Linked DNA regions of Homo sapiens: region 2 is linked to region 1. The links are chromatin contacts, found by Hi-C or POLR2A ChIA-PET in ENCODE. All regions are on one chromosome and are shown on one strand. Each heading gives the region's core, a stretch centred on a gene start or an enhancer-like site at or near the end of the contact. The rest is flanking DNA. Distances are from core to core; before and after follow the strand shown.

Evidence for each region. A loop is a pair of places that touch in the nucleus more often than their neighbours do. ChIA-PET counts read pairs that join two places held with the same protein, here RNA polymerase II (POLR2A). Pooled maps may share reads with other maps.
Region 2: POLR2A ChIA-PET joins it to region 1 with 14 read pairs in Caco-2. The contact joins the promoter of RPL38 here to the enhancer-like site in region 1. A Hi-C loop is called at or near these places in 1 of 168 maps with a recorded cell type or tissue (GM12878) and 1 of 50 pooled maps. POLR2A ChIA-PET finds 5 or more read pairs at or near these places in 1 of 52 experiments (Caco-2).

What each region holds. Positions count from the first base shown.
Region 1 is chr17:73,275,721-73,283,213 of GRCh38, forward strand. No RefSeq gene overlaps it. Among named protein-coding and RNA genes, the nearest start is that of CPSF4L, 18 kb to the left of the region's middle. RefSeq lists an enhancer at 6,045-6,174. Within about 2 kb of position 3,276, at least 18 of the 41 ENCODE cell types and tissues checked have a DNase peak (open chromatin) inside an H3K27ac peak, as active enhancers do.
Region 2 is chr17:74,200,767-74,208,259 of GRCh38, forward strand. RPL38 (ribosomal protein L38) reads left to right here and starts at 2,912. Exons shown (of 5, transcript NM_000999.4): 1 at 2,912-2,979; 2 at 3,152-3,192; 3 at 3,364-3,424. The coding sequence starts at 3,190. RefSeq lists enhancers at 2,148-2,651, 3,660-4,164, 4,165-4,668.

The sequences.
Region 1 (7,493 bases), core at 2,026-4,525:
CCAGATTTGGTGGAGGGTTGGGGAAGAACCACGGTTGTGAGAAATGATATTGATGCAGGATTGTCTTCAAGTCAGCCAGGAGATGACACAGTCCTCTCACTACTCTAGATCTGCAAGGAGAAGCCCTCTGGCCCATGCCACCTTCTCAATACAATCCTCGATCTGACTTCAGGATGAAAAATTAGAAAGCTGCCTTGGTACAGCCACTTCTCAAGTATACCCATGTAGAAACATTTTACTGGCTAATAGGAAGTATCAATTTTCTCAATCAAGCAGGCAATTAAAAAATGTAAGTATATACATTTTTCCTCAAGGGACTGCATAAATTTTTTTTTTTTTTTTTTTTTTTTTTTGCTTTGAAGAAAAGAATGTGACCTAAAAACTATTTTTGTTTTTTTTTTTTTTTGAGATAGAGTCTCACTCTGCTGCCCAGGCTGGAGTGCAGTAGCACGACCTCGGCTCACTGCAACCTCTGCCTCCCGGGTTCAAGCGATTCTCCTGCCTCAGCCTCATGAGTAGCTGGGATTACAGGCGCACACCACCACTTCCGGCGAATTTTTGTATTTTCAGTAGAGACGGGGTTTCGCCATGTTGGTCAGGCTGGTCTCAAACTCCCTGTGATCCGCCTGCCTCAGCCTCCCAAAGTGCTGGGATTGCAAGCATGAGCCACCATGCCCGGCCCTGAAAACACTTTTATTTGTCTTAAATTGGTCTTTATATTTTGCCATTACTTTTAACGACAAAAAATGCAATTACATCTTTTTTTTTTCTTTTTTTTTGAGACAGATCCTGGAGTGCAGTGGCATGATCTTGGCTCATTGCAACTTCCGCCTCCCGGGTTCAAGCAACTCTCCTGCATCAGCCTCCCAAGTAGCTGTGGTTATAGGCTTGCGCCACCACGCCCAGCTAATTTTTGTATTTTTAGCAGAGACAGGGTTTTGCCATGTTGGCCAGGCTGGTCTCGAACTCTTGACCTCAAATGATCCGCCCTCCTTGGCCTCCCAAAGTGCTGGGATTACAGGCGTAAGCCACCGTACCCAACCCTCAATTACTTTTGCACCAACCTTTTAAGAAAGTGGCTCACTCCTCCTTTATGAGCAGTGGTTTTCAGCCCCTAATAGGGCATTTGGCAATGTCAGGGGACTTTTTTTTTTGAGACAGGGTCTCACCCTGTTGCCCAGGCTGGAGTGCATGGTGTGATCACGGCTCACTGCGGCCTCAACCTCCTGGGCTCAAGCCATCCTCCCACCTCAGCCTCCCCAGTAGCTGGGAGCACTAGGTGGACACAACCACACCTGGCTAATTTTTTATATGTTTTGTAGAGATCTGGTTTCACCATGTTGGCCAGGTCTTGAACTCCTGGTCTTGAACTCCTGGGCTCAAGTGATCCAACTGCCTCGGCCTCCCAAAGTGCTGGGATTACAGGCATGAGCCACCGAGCCCGGTCTGAGGACATTTTCCACTGTCACAATTTGAGGGAGTGCTTGGCATCTACCAGGCGGAGGCCAGGGATGCTGCAAACACACTACAGTGCGCAGGTCAGTCCCCAGTAACAATGAATGAGCCAGCCCCAAATATCAATAGTGTTGGGTTGAGAAACCCTCCTCTGGGAGGATCTAAATTGTGCCTCTTGGATCATGTGGGTCTGGCCCTCCATAGAGTGGGTTTTACTGATCTGTGCCTTGGTATCAAACCCTCAATTTATCCTGAGTAACTCTGTAGAAAGCAGCTGATAGGGTTTGTGTGACTGTATCTGTGTCTTACTTAGTCCATTTGGAGTGCTATAAACAATATTCCACAATCTGGGTGGCTTATAAACAACAAAAATTTGCCAGGCACGGTGGCTCACACCTGTAATCCCAGCACTTTGGAAGGCCGAGGCAGGCAGATCACTTGAGGTCAGGAGTTTGAGACCCACCCAGCCAACACAGTGAAACCCTGTCTCTACCAAAAAATACAAAACATAGCCAGGTGTGGTGGCGTGAGCCTGTAGTCCCAGCTACTCGCGAGGCTGAGGCAGGAGAATCACTTGAATCCGGGAGGTGGAGGTTGCAGTGAGCCGAGATCACGCCACTGCACTCCAGCCTGGGAGACGGAGCAAGACTGAGTGACCCTGTCTCTAAAACAAAAAAGGACTGTCGTTGACGGTGTTGCTTGGGACACTACCCGTCATCCCTTCAAAGGTCCCACGAGAATTCCTCTCAGACTTTAGTGTCAGAAATAGCTGCGCTGCTTCTAGGTTGAGTGTTTTATTTTGCTTTTTAATTGAGTCAGAATCCTGCTCTGTTGCCCAGGTTGGAGTGCAGTGGCACAATCTCGGCTCACTGCAACCTCCACCTCCCAGGCTTAGGTGAGTCCCCTGCCTCAGTCTCCCTAGTAGCTGGGATTACAGGTGTCTGCCACCACGCCCAGCTAATTTTAAGCGGAGTTTCACCATGTTGACCAGGCTGGTCTCGAACTCCTGGCCTCATGTGATCCACCCGCCTTGGTCTCCCAAAGTGCTAGGATTACAGGCATGAGCCACTGCACCCGGCCAGGGTTGGTTTTAATCTTGTGGACTTTGTGAGTCTCAAAACCGGCAGATTTCCCTCTTTGTTTTGACTGATACGAAGCTCAGAATCCTGTTTGCAGTCCACCTTTGAGGATTGTGGAGCCCCAGCCAAAGAACATTTCTGTGTCCTACCCTCTTGGTTCATTGTACCATGTGTTCCAGTGTTGTTTTCTCTCTGATCTATTTTTATCCTATTGTATTTTATGAATTTTTGTAAGCTGCCTCTAATCCTTTTTGGAAGAAAGCAGGGCAGAAGAAGAAAACAAGATTCATCAGAACCCTGTGGCCTTGACAAGTGTGTTTTAACATGCCAAGTGTCATTTAGGGTTGGATTCTGGCCAGGGAAGGCAGCTATCCTTGGCTCCTCCTATCTCTCCTGGGAGTCTCTGTGGAGAACAGCAGCTCAGTAGGTTAGAGCAACAGGTTTTAGAGGTAGAGCCAGTATCCATCTGCCTGCAAGCACCACTCCCTCCCACCAAAATATTCTTCCCAGTCTCCCATCTGTCTGTTGGCAGGAAGCCACGGGGCCTAGAGGAGATCGGAAAGGGGAAGAATAAAGATAAGGTCTCCCATTTTCATTCCTAACTTTTATTTCTGGCATCTTAAATCAGGGCCCTCAGGGCTCAGGGAAAGATCGTGTACGTGTTAAGTGCTGCGGGTGAAGGGTGGCCAGGAAGGGCACCTGCCCAAGTGTGGAGGGAGTGGGGGCCTTGGGGAGTCTGTCATATGAGGGTCGAGGGGAGCCAGGCAGGGGTGGGGAGTGCCACACACACCTGGAAAGTCCCACCCCTCCATCTCGCCCTGCGTTCAGGGATCTTCCAGCCACCCCTGCAGCTATACCACTCCCAGCTCTGCACGCAGTCTGCTGCTCACGCCATCCCTCAACCTGTCCCTCACCTCCCAGGCTGCAGCACCCAGGCCAGCCCAGAGAATTCCACCTGCTCTGCTCTGCTCTGCTCTACTCGTGGGACTTTAGCTAATCTCTTGTCCTCCCAGCCTCAGTCTTCCTATCTCTAAAATGAGCAGGGGCCAGGCACAATGGTTCATGCCTGTAATCTCAGCACTTTGGGAGGCCAAGGCAGGCGGATCACTTGAGGTCAGGAGTTCAAGACCAGCCTGGCTAACACGGTGAAACCCCATATCTACTAAAAATACAAATATTAGCCGGGTGTGGTGGCAGGCACCTGTAGTCCCAGCTACTCGGGAGGCTGAGGCAGGAGAATCGCTTGAACCTGAAAGGGAGAGGTTGCAGTGAGCCGAGATCATGCCACTGCACTCCAGCCTGGGTGATAGAGCAAGACTCCGTCTAAATAAAATAAAATAAATAAATAAAGTAAAATAAAATGAGCAGGGAGAGGAAACTAGATCCTAAACTTTGAGGATCCTGAGAATCCCTTGCTGCCTTCATGTGTCCTGACAGCCTCTGTCCCTTTGTTCTACTTTCTTCTGGGAATGTGGTGCCACCTTGGTGGAGAGAGGAGGAGTGGCTGGGCGTGTGTAACTCTGGGGTCAAAGATGGACACCACGCAGGAGTAGCCTGGATGCCAGCAGGAGCACAGGCCCGAGGCTGCAGGCTTGAGAGGCAAGGGGCCCAACCCAGAGCCCTGGTCCTGCCCAGCAGAGCCAGAGGCCAGGCAGAGCAACCCTGAGAAGGGCAGGGCCTTGGCCGCCTGGTGGGCAGAGGTGACCTATGGGAAGCAGCAGCTGCCGCTGAAGGGGGCTGGAGCAGCCAGTGCCTCCCTGACACTTCCCTTGGGCACACAGAACCGTGGGAGATGGGCATGCCCCACTCTGAGAGGCTGATAGCCCCGTCTCTGTGCTGCTTGGCCAAGCCAGGCCACCGGCCCCACCTTGTCATTCCATGTCCAGCTCCTCTGTTTCCTAGACCTGTGGGGTGGGCTGGTTCTTTCACCTCTAGCTGCTTCCCCTGTAAAATGGGGGTGATATGAATGGCATGGACCTCACGGAATTGTTATGAGAATGAACTGAGGCCAATGCAAAGAACAATGCCTAGCATATGGCGGTCATAGCTGCTAAGACATATGGCCCGTATCACAGCGGTGCAGAGCGGCGTGTGCCCAGTAAACGGGCGCACAGCCCTATCCACATGGGGGACGTGGAGGGAGATGCTCTGGACCCGCTGGGGCAGGTGGCGGGGCTGGTGCCAGGACATCATCGGGCCAGAAGGCTTTGGGTCCCATCCCATTTTGGAAAATGGTGACTGAGATCTGAATTTAAATGACCAAATTATTACCCAGAAGTAGTTCCTGGTTCCTTTAGACAGAAAGGGCCCACAGAACATCTTTAAAGCAAGAAGTGCCCTGCGGGGCCCTAGGTTTCTCAGGTGAACCTCAGAGACCAACGGGGAAAGAGTAAGGACCCCCCAAATCCAACCCCACCCAGGGAAGCTCTGGCTCAGCCTCCATAGAGGTTCAAAGTATGACCTCATATGAGGCCAGGTGTGGTGGCTTGCGTCAGTAATCCCAGAGTTTTGGGAGGAGGCCAAGGTGGGAGGATTGCTTGAAGCTAGGATTTTGAGACCAGCCTGGGCAACATAAGACCTCATCTCATAAATAAATATATAAATGAATAATCAATCAATTATAAAAGGCTGGGTGCAGTGGCTCGCACCTGTAATCCCAGCATTTTGGGAGGCCGAGGTGGGCGGATCACCTGGTCAGGAGTTTGAGATCAGCCTGGCCAACATGATGAAACCCCGTCTCTACTAAAAATACAAACAAAAATTAGCCGGGTGTGGTGGCGTGCACCTGTAATCCCAGCTACCCAGGAGGCTGAGGCAGGAGAATTGCTTGAACCCGGGAGGTGGAGGCTGCAGTGAGCCAAGATTGCACCACTGCACTCCAGCCTGGGCAACAGAGCGAGACTCCGTTCTCGGAAAAGAAAAAAAAAAATCAATTAAAAAAAATAGCATGACCTCATTGCAAACAAAGCTTCTGGTAAAAAGTTGAAAACAACTGAGCTACTGCCTAATTTTAAAGATGGAGAAACTGAAGCCAATTGGAGCGAGAAAATAACTGGCCCAAGGCTACCCAGCAAATCTTTTTTAAAAAATTTATTTATTGGCTGGCTGCGGTGGCTCATGGCTGTAATCCCAGCCCTTTGGGAGGCCGAGGTGTGTGGATCATGAGGTCAGGCGTTCGAGACCAGCCTGGCCAAGATAGTGAAACCCCGTCTCTACTAAAATTACAAAAAATTAGCTGGGCCTGGTGGTGGGCGCCTATAATCCCAGCTACTCGGGAGGCTGAGGCAGGAGAATTGCTTGAACCTGGGAGGCGGAGGTTACAGTGAGCTGAGATCGTGACACTGCACTCCAGCCCAGGCGACAGTGCGAGATTCCATCTCAAAAAAAAAAAATTATTTTTTGGTAGACATGTTGTCTCGCTGTTACCCAAGTTGATCTCAAACTCTTGGTCTCAAGGGATCCTCCTGCCTCAGCCTCCCAAAGTGCTAGGATTACAGGTGTGAGCCACGGCGCCTGGCTCCCAGCAAATCTTAACAGAGCTCTGTGGCCTGGCTGGTTCTGCGTGTTCATCTCATCCTTGTCTCCTGGGTCCACTGAACCCCCAGCCAGAAGGTATGCTCCTTAAAGCTGTGAATCAAGCCAGGTCCCCGGGTCTTCTTGAATGCTCAGAGCTTTTCCATCAATGGTCAAGAAACAGATTCTGGGGCTCGGGGCGGCTGGTTTCTCTGGGCCCCTAGGGAGTCCCTGGTTAGTCGGTGTAGGTACAGTCATTTCTCTCTCTTGGGAGGTTGCACTGTGTCTGGGAGGCACAGCCCCTTCTCATCTGCCTGGTCCTCGCCTGAACAGTACCTTCCTCTCCCCAGTCATCCCTGAGCTAGACTGTAGCCCCTAGGGACCCGTCTCCCAATGGGCCCCAGCTCTCCTCCCTCTCTCTTCTTCCCTTGGGGCAGCCAGAAGTCCCCGCTCATAACTCCCACACGAATGAGCCTGTCTAGGGACAGAGGGAGGGACCTGAGTGACATTTTAATTATGCCTCTAATTGCTTTCCAGGGAGATGAGTGGGGAACTCACATTTCTCTGTGGGTGCTCAGGGGAGAGTGCAGGGTTTCCACCAGGAACTCAGCCACATTGAGATCCCCAAGATTTCCCCAGATTTCCTGAGAGCAAGCGGGGGCTTCAACAAGCAGTGAGCCAGCCCTACGCAGACCAGGGCTCCCTTCTGAAGCTGTCCAGAAAGAGGGGAACATGATTCAAGGGAAGGAGGTGGTAGGGCAGGGGCAGGGCAGTGGGTTCAGGGGCCACTAGACCCTCACCCCCTGACTTTATATCCCGAGGTTTTGATGTGCCCAGGAGTGGTGGGGTGAGAAGGGCAGGAGTTTTGAATGAATTCTGGGCATTAGAGAAGGCGGCCTCGAGGCTTATCTGATCATCTTTCTCCATCTGGAAAATGGGGATGTGGAGCTTCTATCTCCCTGAGAAGTGAGGTTGAACTGAGGACCTGCCACTTGTAAGCTGATTTTCCAGGCTTAACGGTAAAAGGGGAAAGAGGAGGTGGTAGCCCCGCTCCCAGCATCATGCAGAAACTGCCTTCAGGGCCAGCCACTTTCTGGTGGTGACAGTTCCGTGCACCAGGACACCAGGGGGCTGGGGAGAACACAGTCACTCTCATCCTAATCACAACTGTATAAAAAGCCCATGTCGACCGGCACGGTGGCTCACACCTGTAATCCCAGCATTTTGGGAAGCCAAGGTGGGCGGATCACTTGAGGTCAGGAGTTGGAGACCAACCTGGCCAACATGGTGAAACCCAGTATCTACTAAAAATACAAAAATTAGCTGGGTGTAGTGGCGCACGCCTGTAATCCTAGCTAGTTGGGAGGCTGAGGCAGGAGAATCGCTTGCACCTAGGAAGCGGAGGTTGCAGTGAGCTGAGATCACACCCCTGCACTCCAACCTGGG
Region 2 (7,493 bases), core at 1,662-4,161, 920 kb after region 1:
GGTTGGATTGTGTCCTGTAGCTCCGGACATGCCCTCTGAGCCTCTCCTGCCTCCAGCCATGCTGCAACACACTGCTTGAGACCCTCCCTACCGCCTCTTGACAACAGCAATAGCCCTCACCATCCCACAGCTGCCAGCACTGGACATTCCAGCCTACCAATGGCCAGAGCGACCATAACAGGCAGCCTGGGCCATCCTGCCCTCGAGTCCGGGGCTTTCCTCTCCTGCAGGATCCACCCTAGGCCCTGGAGAGTTTTGTTTCATGTGTATATGGGAGTCATCAGGGAGGCTCATGTCCAGGTCAGCATCTGCTCAAGGTCTCAGGCTGTGGCACTCAGGGCCTAGGCTCTGCCCCCCTTGGTCTCTGACAGTCCCCGGCCACTCCAGGACATTTGGGGCTCATCTTCCCATGGAGCAGGGAAGCGTGCCCTCTGGGCACCTTGCCTCACTTTTAGTAGCTGCAGCTTATTTTGCTATTTGTCCCCCTTGGGGAGCTGGAGGTCTTTGGTACTTGAACAAATTTGCCATTGTGTTTTGCTACTACACGTCTATGGTCCCTTAAATTATACAACTCAAGAGGGTGAACATCTGTCTCCCTGGGATCGCTGCCAAAAGGGAGGTGCAGCTCCTCCTTCTATCCCCGTCCTTGTCCTGTCGGGCCGGCAGTGAGGCAAGAAGCACCAGTCATTCATTCAACAAATAGTTTTTGGACCTACTACATGCCAGGCACTGCTTCAGGCACGTCAGTGTCTCCTTCTGGCTCTCCCTGAATTCCTCCCTCCATCCACCACCCCTTTATATGGTGAGTGATCTCAGATGCCGCATCCAGCCGGATCATCCTGCAATGTTAGCATTGAGCACTTACTGTACAGATGGGTACTGCACTTCGAGAGTTATCGACAGAATGCTGAGCCCTGTCCTTGCCTTCAAGGAAAAGTGGTAAGGTGGGGCGTAGTGGCTCACACCTGTTATCCTAGCACTTTGGGGGGCCGAGGCAGGAGGATCCCTTGAGCCCAGGAGTTCGAAACCAGCTTGGGCAACCTAGGGAGACCATGTCTCTAAAAAAGTTTTAAAAAATTAAAAATAAAAAGAGTGGTGCGCATGTATGAAAAGTTAAACACCTCCACGCAGCCTACGGAGAAGTGATTGCAAGGAACCACTGTATGAGCGGCAAGCAACATAAGTCAAGGGTGAAGGGTCCTGCCTGAAAAAGGGGAGGCGGGAGCTGAGCTCGGAAGGACCAGTGGCACTTGGCATCAGAGTGGACAGCAGAGCAAATACCTGGAGGGCAGAAAGTGCCCAAAAGTGCCCCTCGGCTTGGCTGAAAGGGTGGTTGCTTGTGGAGGAGCAGTGGGGTAGAAAAGACCAGAAAGGCATCGCCTGAGATGGGAAGGGCTGGCAAAGCCGGGCTCTGAGGTATGGGAAAATCCTTCTCAGGTCAGAGCTGAAGCACTCGTGCTTCTCAGATCGGATCCGACCTTCAGACATCTAAAATTAGGCTTCTGCCAATTAACTTTTCCCACTGCTAGAACCCCGACACATTTACAGTTGCAGAGACATCGTTCAGCTTCTTTAAAAGACTCTTCAGTGTTATTACAATATTTTTGTGATCTCTCTGCAGCAAGGTCTATTGGTTCCTGTATCTCCAGCACCCCCAGGAAGGTGCTCAGCCTGAGCTTGTTAATGGAAGGGCAGGAGGGAGGAAGAAAGGAAGGTTAAGTTAAATAAGTTCTAAGTAAAGCTCATGGCAAAGTGTTCTTTCCCTTCAGGAGGGCCGCTCTGTAATAATAAGCACGAAGCAATTACATTCTGCCGTGTGGTTATTAAATTTTGGGGAAACAAATATAATAAAATGTAGACATTTGTAGGGAGGTTGGAGATAAAATAAAAATGGAGGATAAAAATAAAATCGATAACCGCAGGTTGCTCAGAGTCTAACCTAAAGGATGTTAGGGGGAGAAAGGAACGCTGCCCTCCCCAGGCTTCCCAAGCCTCCCCAGGAAGTGGCCGGAGCCTGGGCTGGGGAATCTGCCCAGCAGGGGTTCAACTCCTGAGTCCACCTCTCCCCTCTGGGGCCGCGGTGAGACCCCGCAAGAGCAGGAGCACTCCCACTCACCATCAGCCCTAGGGGTGAGACACTTAGCCAGGGGCAGCGCTGCGACAGCTTTTGGAAGTATTATTATTATTATCATTATTGCTAGAGATGGGGGGGGGGAGGTCTTACTAGGTTGCCCAGGCTGCTCTCGAACTCCTGGCCTCAAGCGATCCGCCTGCCTCGGCCTCCCCCAGTGCTGGGGTTATAAGCGTGAGCCACCGCGCCCGGCCTTAACTTGCTTTCATTGTACACCAATTCCTAAGGGAATTGGAAGCAGCAAGCAGGAACGCTCCCTCTTATGGAAAGAAGAGCCCAGGGCCCTGGTCATGACAGGTTCAGGTGCCAAAAAGGAGACGGGAAGAAAACGTGAGGCGCCAGAACAACAGGTTCTACAAGGTGCACACGAGGGTCCCTGCCATTGAATGAAGAATTTTCTGTGTGGATGCCCCTGCGCAGGTCCAATGAAAGCCGTGGAGAATAAGCGTTAGCTCTTCAAACTGAATCTGAGCTAAAACCTAGCAAAGCCAGGCTGGGGTCTGAGGGGTTGCGGGGGAAGACAGGAAGGGGTGGACGGGGAAGAGGCGGGGGTCCTAGGAGGAAGGGATGGGGAGGAGCGAGAGGAGGGAGGCGGAGGGAGGGCGGCAGCCAGGATGGTCCATTCCATTCTTGGAGCTGCACTGTTGACTTCGACCACAAGGGGGCAGGGCTGCTGAAATTGGAAGTGCGAACGCCTACATGAGTCTTGATCCTCGGCAGGCACCGTACCCAGTTTCCTCCGTTGGGAGGGTTTAACTGCCCGGAAACGGAAGTCTCGTTCTTTTTCGTCCTTTTCCCCGGTTGCTGCTTGCTGTGAGTGTCTCTAGGGTGATACGTGGGTGAGAAAGGTAATCTGGGGCAATCCACTGCCAGGTGAAATCTGGGGACCCCAGGTCCGCGTGGAGGGTGTCGGGGAGGAGAAGGGGAGTGCGATGGGGCCGATATTTCGGGGGAGAGCGGGAAAACGGGGTTCGCTGCCAGCCCCCGCGCCGTGTTAACGCCGAGGACTGTTTCCCGCAGGTCCTGGTCCGCGCCAGAGCCCAGCGCGCCTCGTCGCCATGGTGAGTACAGTCCCTGCCTGGCGCCTTCCCGGGGTGGGCTCGTGGGGCCCCGGGGCGAGGGCGAGAGAGCCTCCCAAGGATCTCCTGAGGCCGGGAGAAGCTGGTGGACTGGGCCATCGCCGGGAGACGTGTCTCTTTCCTCTCTGTTCACCCGCTTCCTTTGTGTTGCAGCCTCGGAAAATTGAGGAAATCAAGGACTTCCTGCTCACAGCCCGACGAAAGGATGCCAAATGTAAGTGGTTGCTCCGAAGGTTCAAGAAGAGCGGTGCCTAGCCTGGCACCGCTCCGGGAGCGTCTTCCCCGGAATGTCAGGCAGGAGACGGTTAGGCCGTCTGGGTGTGTGCCTGGCCCTCTGGGAGCAGTGGTTTCATCCTGTTTCCCATGAGAAAGACCTGTGGGGGGCACGTTGAGGCCCTGGAATTTCTAGGACCATCTTTAGCTAATCGCGATCATCTCAGAGGCCGCCCTGAGTTCAGTTTTCTTTCGTATAATATAGTAAATTGTCGGAACGGAATCTCCACTCCGCGAAAGCCTCAAAACACACGTCCCATAAACACTGTTTAGGTTCTCTGCAGTTGTGCAAAATCTTAACACAAAATCCATTTTGTAATAAAGTGCTGGATATTTGCATGTAATGTATCGAGCACGGCACACTGTGTAGTATGGTCGTTTACCTCGTGATCCTGTGGTCGCTGGCCAGTGTCAGAAGGTATCATACCTATCTAATCCAGAAAAATATTTAAAAAAATTTTTTTTTTTCTTTGAGACAGTCTGGCTCTGTCGCCCAGGCTGGATTGCAGTGGTGCGATCTTGGCTCACTGCAATTACCGCCTCCCAGGTTCAAGCGATCCCCCTGCCTCAAAGTAGCTGGGCGCGCCACCATGCCTAGCTGATTTTTGTGTTTTTGGTAGAGACAGAGTTTCACCATGTTGGCCAGGCTGGTCTCGAACTCCTAACCTCAGATGATCCACCTGCCTCCGCCTCCCAGAGTGCTGGGATTACAGGTGTGAGCCACTGTGCCCCGCCAAGATCAAAATTTGAAGCAGGGCTTCTACTGAATGTATATCGCATTACCACCATTGTAAAGTCACAGAGTTTAAGTTGGACTGTCATAGGTCTGTTTCCCAGCTTGTACATACAGGGGAAAGAAGGTGATTAATGAAAAACCTTAAACAGCAGGTTTTCGATGGATAGGTGCCAATCTCTGCTGCCCACTTACTTAAATTTTTACACCAAGTGTGAGAGGTAGTTGTGTTACTCCTTTGTGATACTTGAAGGAGATTGGGGGGGCTTGTGTTTGATACAAGCTAGGTCTTGAGTTATGTTGTTACTTTAACCCAGTCATCTTTTTTCAGCTGACTGAGAATCAGGTCACATGTGGAAGTGAGGTTGCATGGGACAGGCCTGTTAAGGTGGGCTAAGACACCAGCCGTCTCTAATGCTCTGCCAGCCGTGGTGCCAGACGGTGGTTGGTGTACAGGGAGAGTCTTTCAATGAGTTGGGGGTAGGCAGAGATGGGGGTCATATTTGTGTCCCCATTACCCAAAACAGGCTGTCACCTTTGAGGTAGTGACCACCTGTGGGGACAAATAGCATCTGGTGGGAATGATGACTGTTGGCTAGTGTTTTGTGTAAAGAGATGAGGTTATCAGGTCAGTTTTATTTCAGACCATATGGGGTCACTGCCTAGTTTGAAGCCCAACTCTACCTGCAGGTAACTTACCCTTCTCAGCAAGTTAAACACGACACCACCGTTTGATTGTGTTTTAAAAGGGTGGTGGTCCGGGCGTGGTGGCTCATGCCTATAATTCCAGCACTTTGGGAGGCCAAAGCGGACAGATCGCTTGAACCAGGAGTTCAAGACCAACCTGGGCGACATGGCAAAACCCCATTTCTACTAAAAATAAAAAAATTAGCCAGGCATGGTGGCACACGCCTGCAGTCCCAGCTACTCAGGAGGCTGAGGCAGGAGAATCAGTTGAACCAAGGAGACGGAGGTTGCAGTGAGCTGAGATTGTCTCACTGCACTCCAGCCTGGGTGACAGAGCGAGACTGTCTCACAAAAAAAATTGGGAACCTTCATTTTAGATGATGTGGCTTTAAAGGTAGTGGTCACAGTCCCCTGGGGACAGTAAAGTGTCAGTAGCTGTTTGTTGAAAAAACTTTTTAAAATGGTTGTATTAATTTTTAACGTGTAATAGGCATAGCGTAAAAGTTACCATTTACACTGGGTATGGTGGTTCCCATCTGTAATCCCAGCACTTTGGGAGACTGAGGCAGATGGATGAGACTAGCCTGGGCATCATAGTGAGACCCTGTCTCTATAAAAGAAAAAAGTTAGCCGGGCGTGTGCTGGTGGTCCTAGCTACTCAGGAGGCTGAGGTAGGATTGCTTGAATCCAGGAAATTGAGGCTATAGTGAGCCACGATTATGCTACTGCACTCCGGGCTGGGCAACAAAGCATAATTGTACAGTTCAGTGGCATTCAGTAAATACACATTGTTGAGCAGCTGCCACCATCACCGCCCATCTCCAGAACTTTATCTTCCCAAACTGAAACTCCCTCTGTTAAACACCAGCTCCCCATTCTTCCCCAGCCCCTGGCAACCACCTTCCAATTTGTCCCTGAATGTGACTGCTCTGGATACCCCATACAAGTGGGTCTGCTATTGCATATTTGACCTTTTGTGACTGGCTTCTCTTCACATGTCCTCAAGCATGTGTCAGAATTGCCTTCTGTTTTTTCTTTCTTTTTTTTTTTTTTTTTTTTTTGACATGGAATGTCACTCTGTTGCCCAGACTGGAGAGCAGTGGCGGAATCTCAGCTCACTGCAAGCTCCGCCTCCCAGGTTCATGCCATTCTCCTGCCTCAGCCTCCCAAGTAGCTGGGACTACAGGCGCCTGTCACCATGCCGGGCTAATTTTTTTTTTTTTTTTAAAGTAGAGACGGGGTTTCACCGAGTGAGCCAGGATGGTCTCTATCTCCTGACCTCATGATCCACCTGCCTTGGCCTCCCAAAGTGCTGGGATTACAGGCGTGAGCCACTGTGCCCGGCCTGCAATTTGCTTTTTTTAAACAGGGTCTCACTCCTGCCCAGGCTGGAGTGCAGTGGTGTGATCATGGCTCACTACATCCTTGATCTCCTGGGCGCAAGTGATCCTCCCACCTTAGCCTCCAGAGTCTCTGGGACTACAGGCATGCGCCACCACACCTGGCTAATTTTTGGTGTTTTAGAGATGGATCTGTGTTGGCCAGGCTAGTCTCCAACTCCTGGCCTCAAGCAGTCCTCCCACCTTAGCCTCCCAAAGTGCTGAGATTACAGGCAGGAGCCACCACACCCAGACCGGAGTTTTCTTTTGAAGGCCGAGTTTTCCATTGTGTGGGTAGGCCACGGTTTGTTTATTCGTCTATTGATGGACATTGGGTTGCTTCTACATTTTCGCTAGTGTGAATAATGCTCTGAACATGTGTGTGCAAATATTCTTCTGTGGTTGCTATCTGTTCTTTGGGGTATATACCTAGAAATGGAATTGCTGCACATATGGCAATGTTGAGTAAACTTTTTTTTTATTTATTTTTTTTTTGAGATGGAGTTTCGCTCTTGTTGCCCAGGCTGGAGTACAGTGGCGGAATTTTGGCTCACTGCAAACTCTGCCTCCCATGTTCTCCTGCCTCAGCCTCCTGAGTAGCTGGGATTACAGGCGCCTGGCTAATTTTTGTATTTTTAGGAGAGACGGGGTTTCTCCATGTTGGTCAGGCTGGTCTCGAACTCCCGACCTCAGGTGATCCACCCACCTCAGCCTCCCAAAGTGCTGGGATTACAGGCGTGAACCACCGCACCCAACTGAATAAACATTTTGAAGAGCTCCATATGTCTTTACAAGTGGTGTTCAGCTTAGTTCAGCTGCTAGGGGCAGTGTTATACTGAAATAGGTTAGTTTGGATGAATATCCAGGTGTCTGGATGTATTAAGAACGAGAGTCCAGGCAGCCCGTGCCTTGGGCAGGCTCTGAGTCACAGTGCTGCTTCCTCTGATGTGCCCCATTCCTATAGTAGTTACTGGCAGAAATGGAGTTGCCGAATTGCTAGGACAAGATCATCTTGTGTGCGTCTGCCAGGTTAAGTGCTGTGTGCTGTGTCTGGCCAGGTGCTTTCGTTGAAGTGTTAGAGCCCATGTTCAGCCCTCAGCCACCTGCTTCTTGATTGGCACATCACTGCTATTATAACAAATCCTGGGAGTATCTCTGAGCAGTTTTTAAAGAGTTGGAACAAGGCATTCAGTGAATACATGGAGTGGTAA